Linked DNA regions of Homo sapiens: region 2 is linked to region 1. Evidence: chromatin contacts called from ENCODE POLR2A ChIA-PET data. All regions are on one chromosome and are shown on one strand. The core of a region is the stretch at or near the end of the contact, and the rest is flanking DNA. Distances in the headings are between cores, read along the strand shown. Region 1 overlaps PALLD (palladin, cytoskeletal associated protein). Region 2 overlaps DDX60L (DExD/H-box 60 like).

Region 1 (6,822 bases), core at 3,279-5,778:
TTAAGAGCTCATGCTTTGGGTGTAAATCCCAAGGCTGATACTTTGTCTAAATCTCAACATACGCACTTGTGATGCATATGTATCCATACGCATAACTGGCACTATTTCTCCATGTTCTTTTCTAGTCCTCAAAGCATAGCTATACAAATAGCTTGCAGTTTCACAAGGTAACTATTATTTTATCATTTATCATAAACATTCTTGCCTTCATAGGCTTAATTGTTACTAGTTTTAATTGCTGCGTAATATTCCATTGCTAGGTGTAAGGCTTTGGGGAAGTTATTTAACCTCTCTGTGCCTCAGTTTCCTCCTCTAGTAAAATGAGAATAATAGCACTGCACACCTGATTAATTGCTGCAAGGATTCAACGAGACTTTGGAAAGCATTTGGCACGGCGCACATGGCATTGCTGCCAATAAGTTTAGTTATTACTGAGAAACATGACTTCTGCCACTAAGGAGTTAACATTCTAAATAAGTAACTAGATGAAGCAGAATCACCTTGCCTAAGACAAGACTATAAATTGTCTAGAGCTCCTTCAAACTCTTAAGTCTTTCGAAGTAAGACTGATGGAAGTACTGTTTAAGTTCGCCACAGGAGAGGGGCAAGAAGGCAAAGGCAGCAAGTAGAGCTCTAGAGAACAGCCATTAAGGATTTAACTACTATTTTCAACAAAGGAGTTGGCTCTGGCATTAACTCTTTATGAGACCCTGCACGATTCACTTCGAGTCCTGTGTCTCCATTTTCAAATCTCCACTATAGAGGGTTGGATGAGATTACATTTAACATTCTATGATTACTCAATAGTTATTATAAGCCATCACAGGAAATTCTATAAATATATATTTACTTCTTTGCTTCTCCTCTGCTTTTTGACACCTGGGTGTGTAAATAATTTCTGCATTGTTCTAAGTCGCAATTAATTTTCCCTGGAAATGCAATAATTCAAACAAGCTGATTTATGCAAAATGCTTTCTAATCATTTGGAGTTCTTTATAATTACTCCCAGCAGTAGCGGGGTCACCAAAACAAAAGCATGGAAAGATTAAATGAACTGCTCTTTGTGAGAACAGTTTATTATGTGATCTCAATGTCAGGATTGGCTCCCAATTGCCATTCAGGGCTTTAGAAGGAGATCCTGATGCAGGTGCTCTGAATCTTCTCTTTAAACTGGGGTGCTGCTGATGACGGTGTTTAATCCTGGGCTGACTCTGCCAGTCTCTGGTTACCTCACATTATTCACAGCTATACCGGAGGAATCACACACACACACACACACACACACACACACACACAAATGGTCTCGGAGCCTCTGCAGTTACATTTTTGTGGGTGATTGTTTTTCTCACAAAAGAATTACACTTGCTATTTTTAAATAATTGACATTTTGCTATTTTTGCTAGCTTTGCTATTTTTAAATAATTGACAAGTCAAATCAGTAAGTAAAACAGTTCTGTAAATGGCAAAGTCTATTACAACATCACTAACTAGCTACACAAAACTTTGTGACTTATATTTGCTGGATAGGTAAACTCTGAAGCCTCAGTTCTTTCTGACTCTGGAATCCTGCCTCTTGCCTGTAAGCTTGTTCATCATCATCTTTTTTTGAAAGGCATTTATTATTGAAAAACACAAAATAAAGATGACAAAAAATCTACCTCTATGTATGTATAACACACTAGCACTATTTCACCATGTTCTTTTCTAGTCCTCAAAACATAGCTATACAGATAGTGTGTAATTTTACAAGGTAACTTTTCGTCATTATTGTATCATTTATCATAAACATTTTTTGCCTTCATAGGCTTAATCATTACCAGTTTTAATTGCTGCATAATATTGCATTGTTGAGATAAGAGAATATTCTGTGTATTTGACTTCTAAATTTTTTGTTTTGAAATTATAAAAAATATGCTATACTAAACATCTTCAGGCTTATACATTTCTTTTCCCATTTTGAGTTACTTCCTCAGGGCAAATACTGAGAAGTATGATTTTGAAGTCAAATACTCTTTTTACCACTATTTATTTATTTATTTGAGACAGGGTCTCACTCTGTTGTCCAGGCTGGAGTACATGGTATAATCATGGCTCACACAGTCTTGACCTCCTGGGCCCAAGCCATCCTCTCAAGCAGATAAGACTACAGGTGTGCACCGCCACGTCTGGCTTTTTCGAAATATTTTTTTGTAGAGATGGAGTCCCATTATATTGCCCAGCCTGGTCTCCAACTCCTGGGCTCAAGTGATCCTCCTGCCTCAGCCTCCCAAAGTGCTGGGATTACAGGCGTGAGCCAGCACACCCAGCCTTTTTTCCCTGCTCTTGACATCTATTGTTAAATTGCTTAAAAAAAAAAAAGTCAACTAGTGAAGCATTGGTAGGATGGAGCTTGGTCATTAAAATGACTATTCGTGGGCATAACACTGTGTCTCATTTTAATTTTTTCTTTGTTTGTGATAATAAACATTTTGTCATAAGCCTAACATTTTCTTGAAGCATGATCAAGGTAGCTTATTCAATAGAGTTTATATTTCAGTTTAAGTGGGGGGCAGGTTATTTTTGGAGCCAGAATACACTACATTGTAAGATCATCTACATGCCGTGGTCAATCTTTGTGTGTTCCCTATTTTGCACTCCAGTTTAGCTCTCTACCCAAACTCTTCTGGGCAGGTTCTGGTAGTTTCTGATTCAAGTGTGGGCTGTCCAATTTTGTATTTTGCATGAGAACAGAAGGATAGATTTGTTCAATTGCCAATCCTAGAGTTGCCAACAATTTAGTTATTGAGGGCTTTCAAAAGTCTTACCCAGGATGAATGTCTTCTATTTATTCCTAGTTGCAGACATAAGTAAATTGATTTCTTGGTTAATAGAAATAATTTCTCAATGTTGGTTTTGTAGGACAAAAAAAGGTTGTTTCAAATTATGTTTAGGAGTATCTGAAATTCTCCTTCCAAATCTTTGTTCTCTTCCACCCGTACTGCAAAAAAAGTATCAAAATAAGAGCAGCATTTATCCATAGGATCAGTGACATATTATTGGCCACTCTGGAGAGTTGGGGAGATGGTATTGAGAAGATTAAAACAAGTACTGACAGTTTCTTTGCGTAATTTGCCTCTTTTGACATCTTTTTCAGTAACTATCAACATATTTAAGTTAGACACTGTATCTAATGGACATTTAACTGGCTTGTTAAGAGGTAAGATTTTTCTCAAAGGATACAGTTATAATTCAGTGTTCAGGACATGTCTGAAAATGGGTTTCCAGATATTTCTGTTGGTTCTTGGAAACTTCCATCATCTTGGGCTAAAAGTTTCATGCATTACACATAAAGGGAATGTGATGGTGCGTCTAATGCACAACTTGCGTTTTTCTGTCTTTAACAAAAGCATGCTTATTATTGCCATTGCCACTGAAAGAGCTTCTAAACATCTCTTCAGACACATGTCTATAAAAAGCCAACAGAAAGGGATAGATACGATCTGTTTTTCTCACTCCAGCTGAAAGACCAGAGATACTTCTTTCCCTGTTTATTTTGTGGAACAAGTAAAACAAAAATCCTTTGCCCTTTCTTCTTTGCCTATTTTTACTCTCCGCAATTGCCTTGAGTCCCTGACACACTTCTATTCTGAAATACTTCAGCACTCACTTCCTTATTTGGTCGCTGGAACTGCTCTTTGTCTTGTTCAAACATTCTGCCAAGCTTGCAGCCTCCCTTCACCCCCGCCCCTTGCCCACGGCTCCCCCTTTTCTACACACACACACACACACACACACACACACACACACACACACACACACACACACACGGGGCTAGCTCCAACAGGTCACTCTGACTCAGCCTTCTCTGTAGCTCACTAGCCAATCCCCCATCAGTTATGCCCATTTAAGGAGTACCTTTTGGAAACCATAAAGGACCAGAGAGTTTTCAGCTGTTTAAAAAGACTGCTATGTTGCATCACTGGAAGTCACCGCAAAGCATGTATTTCACACAATTGCCCTCATCCTATGGCAGGGTATGTATTAAAAACAACCACCACCAAAAAAAACCCAAAAACAAAACTCCAGGCTGCTTAATTAGTGGTTACTTTATTCCTCAGTGTTTTGGCAGTTAGATTTGGCTGATAGAGGCAGAGTTCACTATCTGGTTAGTTGTCAATGTTCTCTAATCTATGATTCATGCCAAGCACTCCAATCTAATACTTAAAAAAAATATATATATATATATATATATATACACACATACACATATAACATAGGTCTAAGTAGATGTGCCAATAACACAAAGTAAAGCTCTGGGTTCCTAAGCGAAGAACACACATTTTCAATAAATGTTCCCTTTGCTCTCTTGTGTTGAAAACAAGCAGGCATTTGGAGTGCTGAAGGCTATTTTCTGGTTTCTCTGCTCAGATGTGAGTGAGGAAAGCACGGCTCTCTGCATTCCCTATTTAAGAAAGAGCTGTAATGGTCCCATCCAATAACACAGAGCAGTGTTTCCTTACATATAAACAACTGAGAAATTCCTTGGGCAAGCACATAGCCTTTTGGTTCCCGGAACAAAGCGGATGGTGGTATTCATTATGTCAAATAAACACATCATCCACACTCCAAAGGGAAACCTGAAACAATAAGCTGAACAAAGCAGTTTTCAAGGTTTTAATCCTCTTGCAATTAGCCCTTGTCTAACTCAACTGAAAAATTAAGAGTGAGCGATTTTCCCAGAAGAAAGTACCCTTAAGTGATTAAATATCCACAGTTTGTTCCCAATACTTGTTCTGAAAAAGAATTGGAGCTCGTTTTCAGAGGCAAGTAATCTAAACATACAGGATATCCTATCGCTTAGTATTATTTCTCATTTAGCCACCGAAAATGGTCTGTACCTTCCCTCGTCCACCGTGTTAATTCCTGCAGCCCTGTTACTGGGCAGGCATTGGGCTATCCGCTCCAACCAACCTTTATAGTTTCCACTTTGATCAGAATAAGCAGCAGATCAAATCCTATAGGAAGCACGTTCTCTCCCTGCCTTGTTACCATTCAGTCGATTTTGCATATTTGTGTTCACCATGGTGACCAATGTGGAAATAGTGTTTAGCTTATGAAATTCCCAAAGTGTATTTCCCTATTTTATGGAGGACAGTTTTAGACTGGCTTGGATGCATTCTTGTTGGAGGAAGACTCAAATCCTTCTTGGATATAGGCAAGGTGTAAGTGACAAATATACTTTCAACTATTTCCACCAGTTAGAATCTCAACGAGCCTGGATGTGCCTTACAAAGTGACTTGTGGGTTCAAACTTGTTTAGGTTTTAGAGCACATGGAAGTTGTGAATGTTTGCACACTATTACACTTCATTCTATTACAGGAGCACCAAGCAATTCTGCTAAAAGAAAATGATGCTAGTGTATGCCTGCAATATTGAAACAGTCACAAGCATATGTCCATGAGAAATGAAATCTGTCAAAGCCCTTCCAAGTTAATTTTAAAATGTTTACATTTGCTCATTCATCTTGTTCTTGAAAAGAAAAATGGCAGAGGTCACTAAAAGATTAAAATATTCGCCGGGCACAATGGCTCATGCCTATAATCCCAGCGCTTTGGGAGGCCGAGGCAGGTGGATCATTTGAGGTCAGGAGTTCAAGACCAGCCTGGCCAACATGGTGAAACCCCGTCTCTACTAAAAATACAAAAATTAGCAAGGCATGGTGGTACACAACTGTAATCCCAGCTACTTGGGAGGCTGAGGCAGGAGAATTGCTTGAACCCAGGAGGTGGAGGTTGCAGTGAGCCGAGGTCGCGTCACTGCACTACAGCCTGGGTGACAGAGCGAGACTGTGTCTCAAAACAAACAAACAAACAGAAAAGATTAAAATAGCCATTGTCTTTTAGGAGAAAAATTTTAAATTGAGAAAATTATAGACATTCGGGAAAGAGGGTCACTGTTCACTTTCAGCCCAGTGTCTTCAGAAGCATCACTGGAGAACTGTTGGAATCAAGAACCTAGTCCAAGACTTGGCTTAGAGACCTGCACTCTCCTGCCGTTTTTGCTGCAACGCAGTTATGTCGCTTTTGAGGAAGTAATTTCGTCCTATGAACCTTATTTTCCACATCTATAAAGTACAGACCTCATTTTAAATCAGAATTCCCAACATGGTTCGGTTTCATCCTAACAGAAATTATACAGTTGCTTAAGGCAGTCCATATAATCTATTAGTTAATGCATTTCCACCCTCATTGTCCCTGCACTGCTGGTAGATATATTTGATACATAAATTAAGGGATTCAGAATTTCAATTCTTAGTGCAAAAAAATCAGGAATTGGTAGATTGAAATGATTTCAAATAATTTCCCCAAATCTTAACTCCCAAACTTTCAGGACAGTTGGTTCTTATATTTTTGGTGTGTAGCCTTCACACTGATAATTTCCAAATTCAGCCAAAATTTTAGGCTTAGACTCAACCTTTCTCATTGTTTTCTTGGGATCAGTCTCAAACTTTCTGAGACTGGTTTGGAACGTCTCAAAAATGCTGGCAAAATGTATTATTGATAGCGTCTTAATACATTTTTTTGTTGTTGCTTCATCCCACACTGTCTCTATCGAATTCAGAGTTTACTTTAACTTGATTCTATTTCCCATCACTGAAATTCCTCCCACTCTCATCTTCCCCTGGGCTCAGGGATATCCTGAGGGATGCTGTGAGGTTCCATAATGAAAAGGGGCTCAGAGATGTGGGGAGAAGGTTCCTTATGCACACATTATTTGGTTATAATAGCCTTTCCAAAGCTTCATGAATGATTTGTTTTTTGAGGGAGGTCCAAATATTATAC
Region 2 (6,825 bases), core at 3,439-5,938, 360 kb after region 1:
ATCTTTAATCTGTAAGAGAGGTGACTCACCACACAATTTTCAATGTTGTGTGATATTATTTTAAAATTTTTGATATTATTGATATTTATAACAAGCTAATTTTTGTTTTAACATATACTTCTCTGATTTTTAGTAAAATGGGATGATTTTATTTTTATTAATAATCTATTTCCTTCTTTGTGAATCAGTTCATGTTTTACTAAATCTTAATTTCTTATTATTTAATTTCTTTACATATTTAGGTTTTCATATTTCTCTGGCATATTGGTTGTAATTATTTTTCAATTTTCTATCATTAAAATGATCATACATTTTTAAACTAAACATTTGAAGTTCCGTTTAGTCAAATCTATACAATCGTTTTCTTTATGTTTCTTACAAGTAAGAGCACTTCTGAGTAAAAGAATATTTCTAAATAATTTGACATTTGAAGAAATTTCTTTTTTGATAGGCGTATCAGACTCTATTTCTGCTTCAGCACCTATGGTCAGAAGGATCGGACATCCAGCGTGTTCTCTGTGTCACTTCATGTTCACTATCCTTGAGAATGTACCATCGTGTCTTAGTAAGTAAAAAGAACACAGCCGCCAGGCAGAAAGCTGTCATTCATCAGGTGTAACTGGTATAACTTCACTGGTGGCATCAGGTTCTCCACTGTGGACATACTCTTGGTTTCTGACCGCCATTTTCTTCATTAGGAATTTAGCCCCTTCCCCCACCAATTTATGTGTATTAAATACCAAAAAGGGGAGAAAAATTAGAATCTGTATACATAAGAAAATATTATGTTACGTAATTTAGTGTTTTTCTTAAAATACAATGTACAGCAAGTTTTATCTGGTGTTTCACTTAGTAGTTATTTGGCCCAGTTCTTCTAAAAAACAGAGAAAGTGAGGAGGAAGAGGAAAAGAAACAAATTGGAGGAGGGGCCCCACTATACGCTGTGTTTCAGGGTCTTTGTGTTACCTGACACCATGTAATCTTACAACTTTTCAGTATAGCAATTATCACTCTCTCCTGTCGATTCAAGACTTTGAGACCAAGACTTCCCTAACCTACCTAAAATCACATGGTAAAAGGCAGCCTGGATTTTGACTAGGATGGTTGGCTCCACAGCTTGTAATGATTCTGCTCTGTTAAGTTGTGTATTTAAAAGAACAGTTCTGTTATTGTTTATTAGTGTCACTGAGACTATAGAGATCCTGAATTTTTATAATTGTTTTCAGCTTATAGGGCCCTTTAGGAATCTTTTGAGGAACATGGATTTTCCGCTCTACTATATGCATCCCTGCTTGCATAAGTACACACACACACACACACACACACACACAAAGTTTGTATGCAGTCTAGATATTGGTGTGTTTCAGGCTGAAAACTCTGTTCTTAAAACAAACAGCAATAAAAGAAATAGAAAAAAAAAGAAAAAGAAAAAGAAAGAAATAATGTGACTGTACAGGGCTCAAGAAGTTAGTATTCTATAGGAGAAAATTGTCCATTTCTTAAATCTATCAGCATGTTTTCATAAAATATTTACTTTGTGCATGGTAATATATATGCCAAAAATAAATATATTTGGAGAGAGAGAAGAAATAGACATGATATCTACCCCCACTGATCATACATATCTTGGAAGGCAATTTTAATGTCCCTTTGAAATAACTAGAGGAATTTCAGACCTCTAGTCTGAACCACCAACTCAACATTTTCACTTGGATTTGTAATAGACATCTCAAATTTAGGATTTCTGGAACCAAACTCCCCAAACCTGCTTCTGCCTCACTCTTCTCCATCCCAACAAATGACAACAACATTCTTCTAGCTGCTAAAAAAAAAAAAAAAAAAAAAGGAAGCTGTTTACTCTTCGGGAGCACCATGGAGAATGGAGAATGGAGAGAGCAGTGAGCATTTTATGCTTCTTCCTTCTTGATTCTTTCCTTAGTTTGAATTTCCCATCTTTGACTTTCTCTTGACTGATAACACATTTATTAATTCCCTTAGCTAAGGATATTGATTGTCTAATGTGTGCTAATAGCTGCTTTCAACCTACAGAGCTGGGATGTTATGAAGACTAGCTAATAATAGGTAACATTTAGGGCTTACTGTGTATTGGTGATATTCTAGATATTTCACGTTTTTCCAGAAACCCTATGAGAAAGTGTACTGTTACTATCCCAATTTTATACATATAGGAGAACTGACTCATACAGTGTCTTGACTGGAGTTAGACGGTTTTCAGAGCCCAGATCCTGAATTACTGTGCAATAGTCTTTTTAATGTAGGAGACAGAGCACTCCAATATTTTAATTTAGTATGTAGTACAGTAGATCTTAGCTATGTAGATTTCTCTAAAATTGTGAATTTGAATACTTAAATTTTGAAGATAAACAGTAAAAAATGAAGAACTTAGAAACTTTATTTCAGCATGATTGTCAGAATTTTAAGAGCATGCTTAAAAATGATAATTACCTTAATATATTCACTTTTATGTTATGCTGAAGATGTGCCGTGGGTGGGAGTGTGAATAGCACCCATCATAGGGTTCTGGGTATAAAAGCTGATTTCTCACAAAAGTTCATATTGATTAATTTAATTTGCTTCTTTCTCACATGATTTAGAGATGGCTAGGGATCACTGTCTCATTTGAATCTCCTTTACTCTATTTGCCTAATTGTTTTTGGAAAAATATTTTCAAATGACCATGCACGATGTTTTTGGTGGTTCTAATTTAAAAAAATGAACATATTGAACCCAAATCAATCTCCTTGTAATTTCAGTTATCCCTAATTTTGCTCTATGAAGATACCCAGATTAAGGTTTTTTTAACCTTCCATATGACAACCTTTTATATATTCGAAAATAGTTCTGAAGTCTCTGCCACAGGAGGTGAAACTTGACCATTTCCTTCCCCGATTTCTCATTCAATACGTTTTACAGATAGATTGCCATCCGGGATTTCTCACCCTGAACCTGCCATGGGTTTGTAGATATTACTCTTCATTCTCTGAAATGACAGAGCATTTTACATGGGGCTCTGTCAATCCTCAGACCTCTGGGTCAGGGACTTCCTTTGCTGCCAACTCATTTAAAGTCCAGCTTCACTGAAAATCATAAGAAATGCATTATGTGAACTACTAAGCCTGGAGCTTTCCCTCCCTCTTACCTACTTCTGTATCAGTGCAGCCAAGTTTGTGTATGCAGAAGGGGACTTTCTCACAAATGTAGATGTAAAACTTTGAAGATATGATCTTCGTGGAGTGCCTATTTCAATGCCATTTCACAGCGTGACATTGTGACTGTTCTCATCTTCTTTATTGTACGCAGGTGCACAGTAATTGCCTATCCCTGCAGGAGGTGGAAGATTTCTGCAGACTGCGTTGCCTCTGTGTGGCTTTTCAACTCCACTTACCCCTTTCTCAGAGAGCTTGTTCTCGAGTCATCACATGCTCTTGGATTAGGAACAGTGATTCTTTCTTAAAAATGGTAAACATATTTTGTTTATTTTTTGTCTGAACATGAGAGATGAAAACCATGATCACCTTTAAAACTAGAGTTATATTGGAATAATGCCAGATCTAATTAGCTGATAAATCAAGTTCCTATTTTCAACAACTTTTATTTTTGGTAGTGTAATGAGGAAAACCACAGTATATCTGTTTTATAGAAGCATGAGAGCCTCCTCTTTTTCCTTCTTATCTCTGATGAGATCTTGTTTTTGTATAATCAATCATAGAAAATTGATTGACATTGTATTCTCTTTGTAGAGAAACTCAGGAAAAGTGTTTATGAATTTATTTTTTCTGTTTTTAATAAAAGTGTATTAAAGGAAAGTTAAAAATTGAAGAAAAAATAATAATATGTACTCCTAACCCACTGTTCAAATTAATACTGTTAACGGTTAATATTTTGGTTTAATTTCTTTCATTTTTTATTTTAGGGCCTAGTTTTTGTTATGGTTGCAATCATACGATATATGCTACATATTATTTTATTGTAAAAGCATTTTCACTTTTGGTTAGCATAATTTTTAAAATTTTTAATTTTTGTGAGTACATAGTAGTTGTACATATTTATTGAGTGCATTAGATGTTTTGATACAGGCATGCAATGCCTAATAATCACATCATGGAGAATGGGGTACCCATTCACTCAAGCTGGTTAGCATAATTTTTATGGCTACTAAATACGTTTGAGTGATTGTATTGTAGTTTACTTAATCATACCTCTATAAAGGGACATTAGGATCATTTGAAGCTTTTGTATCATAAATGCTACTGGCCTTGAGGGATAATTTGTAATGAATTACCTTGAATAGATTTTCTGAAATGGGAAAAGAGATGATAAGCCAAAAAGGTATGGAAAATTTGAGGATCTTGATAGATACTGTCAAATTGTTATCATAGACATTTTAAAACCAGTCTGTCAGGCAGCTGGTCCACACATGTTTATTCAGTGCATATTCACTGTGATAAGCACCAAGGAAGGAGTGGAGAAAAATACAAACTCATATCTCTTCTTCTTCCATGGAACTTCAATTTGCATTATTGAATAAGCAGTAAAATGATTACAAAGGTGCTGATGGATATGAAGGAGGGACTAATGAAGCTTTGGAAATGAATGATTAAGAGATACAACCCAGTCTGGAAAGGTTGACCTCTCTGAAGAGTGAAGACAAGTGAAATGACTCATGGTCTGAAGGATGAGTAGTAGTTAGTGGGGGAAGGGAAGAGCAAAAGGTTTTCAAGAGAGGACATAGCACTTGCGAATGCCACAAGGAGCTCAGATATGTTTAGTGTGACCAGAGAGGAGAAAAGCTGATGAAGCTGAGGAGGGGGTAGGAGAAAAATCAATATAGTACTTGTTGGCTCTGTTAAGGACTTAGGAAATCCTAAGAATAATGAGAAGTGATTGAAGGATTTCAAGCTGAAATTGACATTTTTGTTTAAGAGTTCTTTGGCTGAAGTGCATAGAGCGCATTGTAGACATCCAAATATAGAGGTGAGGAAACCACCCCAGTGATCACATGGTGATGATGCTAACATGGCTAAGATGTTGGTGGCAATAGGAACAAATAGAAGTCAAAGATACAAGAGTTCTTTAGGCTTTGAAACTGACAGGGTTAAGGAACAGGATATGAGGCAGAAGGGAGAAGGAAGAGTCAATGATGACTTTCAGGTTTCTGGCTAGGCCAACTGTATGGATGCTGCCACCGAAAGAAGAACATTCTGAAGAGGAAAACAATGAGTTTGGGAAATAGTGAGTTTGAGGTGGTGGCAATGAGACTTCCAAAGGAAATATGTAAAAGGCAGTTTAAGTATTCTTTAGACTGGGAATAAAAATTTGGGACACATCAGCCCATGAGTGGTTCTGAATACCATACCAGTTATGTGTTTTTCTAGGTAAAATGAGAGGACATCTAGGTTCAGGGTCCAGAGATATTCCAGAATTTAGTGGTCAGGTAGAAGCTTAAGAATTAGAAAAAGACACTGAAAAAGAGTGGTGAAGATAGATGGTAGAAAATCTGGGAGAATATGATATCTTAGAGTTCATATGAATCATATTTCAAAAAGAAGGAAATGGTTTATTAGTGTCAAATTCTGCAGATAATATGAGGATGTTGACAAGAAAATTCAGTGACTTTAATTTAATTGCATGAAAGTCAAGGCCAATTATTATTGTTGTCATTATTATTATTGTTTTGAGACAAGATCTTGCTCTGTTGCCCAGGCTGGAGTGCTGTGGCATGACCATAGCTCACTGCAGCCTCGACCTCCCAGGCTCAAGTGATCCTCCCACCTCAGCCTCTCTAATAGATGGGACTATACGCCACCATGCCTGGCTAATTTTATTTTTTGTAGAGGCAAGGTCTGGTCATGTTGCCAAGGCTGGTCTTGAATGCCTGGGCTCAAACAATCCTCCTGCCTCAGCCTCACAAAGTGTTGGGATTATAGGCATAAGCCATGGTACCTAGCCAAGGCTAATTATTATTAAGAGCTGTTTTGGTAGAGTGATGGGGTACAAAATCTATGGAATATTCAACAATAGTGAGTGGATGGGTATAAAATAAAGGTAGTGGAGGCAACTCTTTCCTTGGAGTTGGTCTTAGTTCATCTGTAATCTTTTTTTTTTTTTTTGAGGGAGACCAGAGTTTTATTATTATTCAATTCAGTCTCCCCTGAGCATTTGGAGATCAGAGTTTTTAAGGACAACTTGGTGGGTAGGGGGAAGCCAGTGAGCCAAGAATGCTGATTGGTCAGGTCAGAGATGAAATCATAGGGCGTTGAAGCTGTCTTCTTGCACTGAGTCAGTTCCTGGATGGGGACCACAAGATCAGATGAGCCAGTTTATAGAGCTGGCTGATGTCAGCTGATCCATCACGTGCAAGGTCTGCAAAATATCTCAAGTACTGGCTTAGGTTTTACAATAGTGGTTTTATCCCCAGGAGCAATACTGGGGAGGGTCAGAATCTTGTAGCCTCCAGCTGCATGACTCCTAAGCCATAATTTCTAATCTTTTGACTAATTTGTTAGTCCTCCATGGGCCGCCGAGTCCCCAGGAATGAAGGGGGTTTGTTTTGAGAAAGGGCTGTTATCATCTTTGTTTCAAACTATAAACTGTAAACAAAGTTCCTTCCAAAGTTAGTTCAGCCTACACCCAGGAACAAACAAGAACAGCTTGGAGGTTAGAAGCAAGGTGGAGTTAGTTAAGTCAGATCTCTTTCACCGTTTCAGTCATAATTTTGCAATGGTGGTTTCAATCCCTACTTCTGGGTTTTATAACCTCTTTTTTTTTTTTTTTTTTATTTTTACCCACATGTTTATTTTATTT

What was found. ChIA-PET counts read pairs that join two places held with the same protein, here RNA polymerase II (POLR2A).
Region 2: POLR2A ChIA-PET joins it to region 1 with 17 read pairs in PC-9. The contact joins two enhancer-like sites. POLR2A ChIA-PET finds 5 or more read pairs at or near these places in 2 of 52 experiments (PC-9 and activated T-cell).

What each region holds. Positions count from the first base shown.
Region 1 is chr4:168,813,802-168,820,623 of GRCh38, reverse strand. All of the region lies in intron 10 of PALLD (palladin, cytoskeletal associated protein), which reads right to left. Among named protein-coding and RNA genes, the nearest start is that of PALLD-AS1, 170 kb to the right of the region's middle. RefSeq lists enhancers at 3,484-4,119, 4,120-4,754. Within about 2 kb of position 4,528, at least 16 of the 41 ENCODE cell types and tissues checked have a DNase peak (open chromatin) inside an H3K27ac peak, as active enhancers do.
Region 2 is chr4:168,449,779-168,456,603 of GRCh38, reverse strand. It overlaps DDX60L (DExD/H-box 60 like), which reads left to right. Exons shown (of 38, transcript NM_001012967.3): 7 at 452-565; 8 at 3,322-3,480. Among named protein-coding and RNA genes, the nearest start is that of DDX60L, 27 kb to the left of the region's middle. Within about 2 kb of position 4,688, at least 4 of the 41 ENCODE cell types and tissues checked have a DNase peak (open chromatin) inside an H3K27ac peak, as active enhancers do.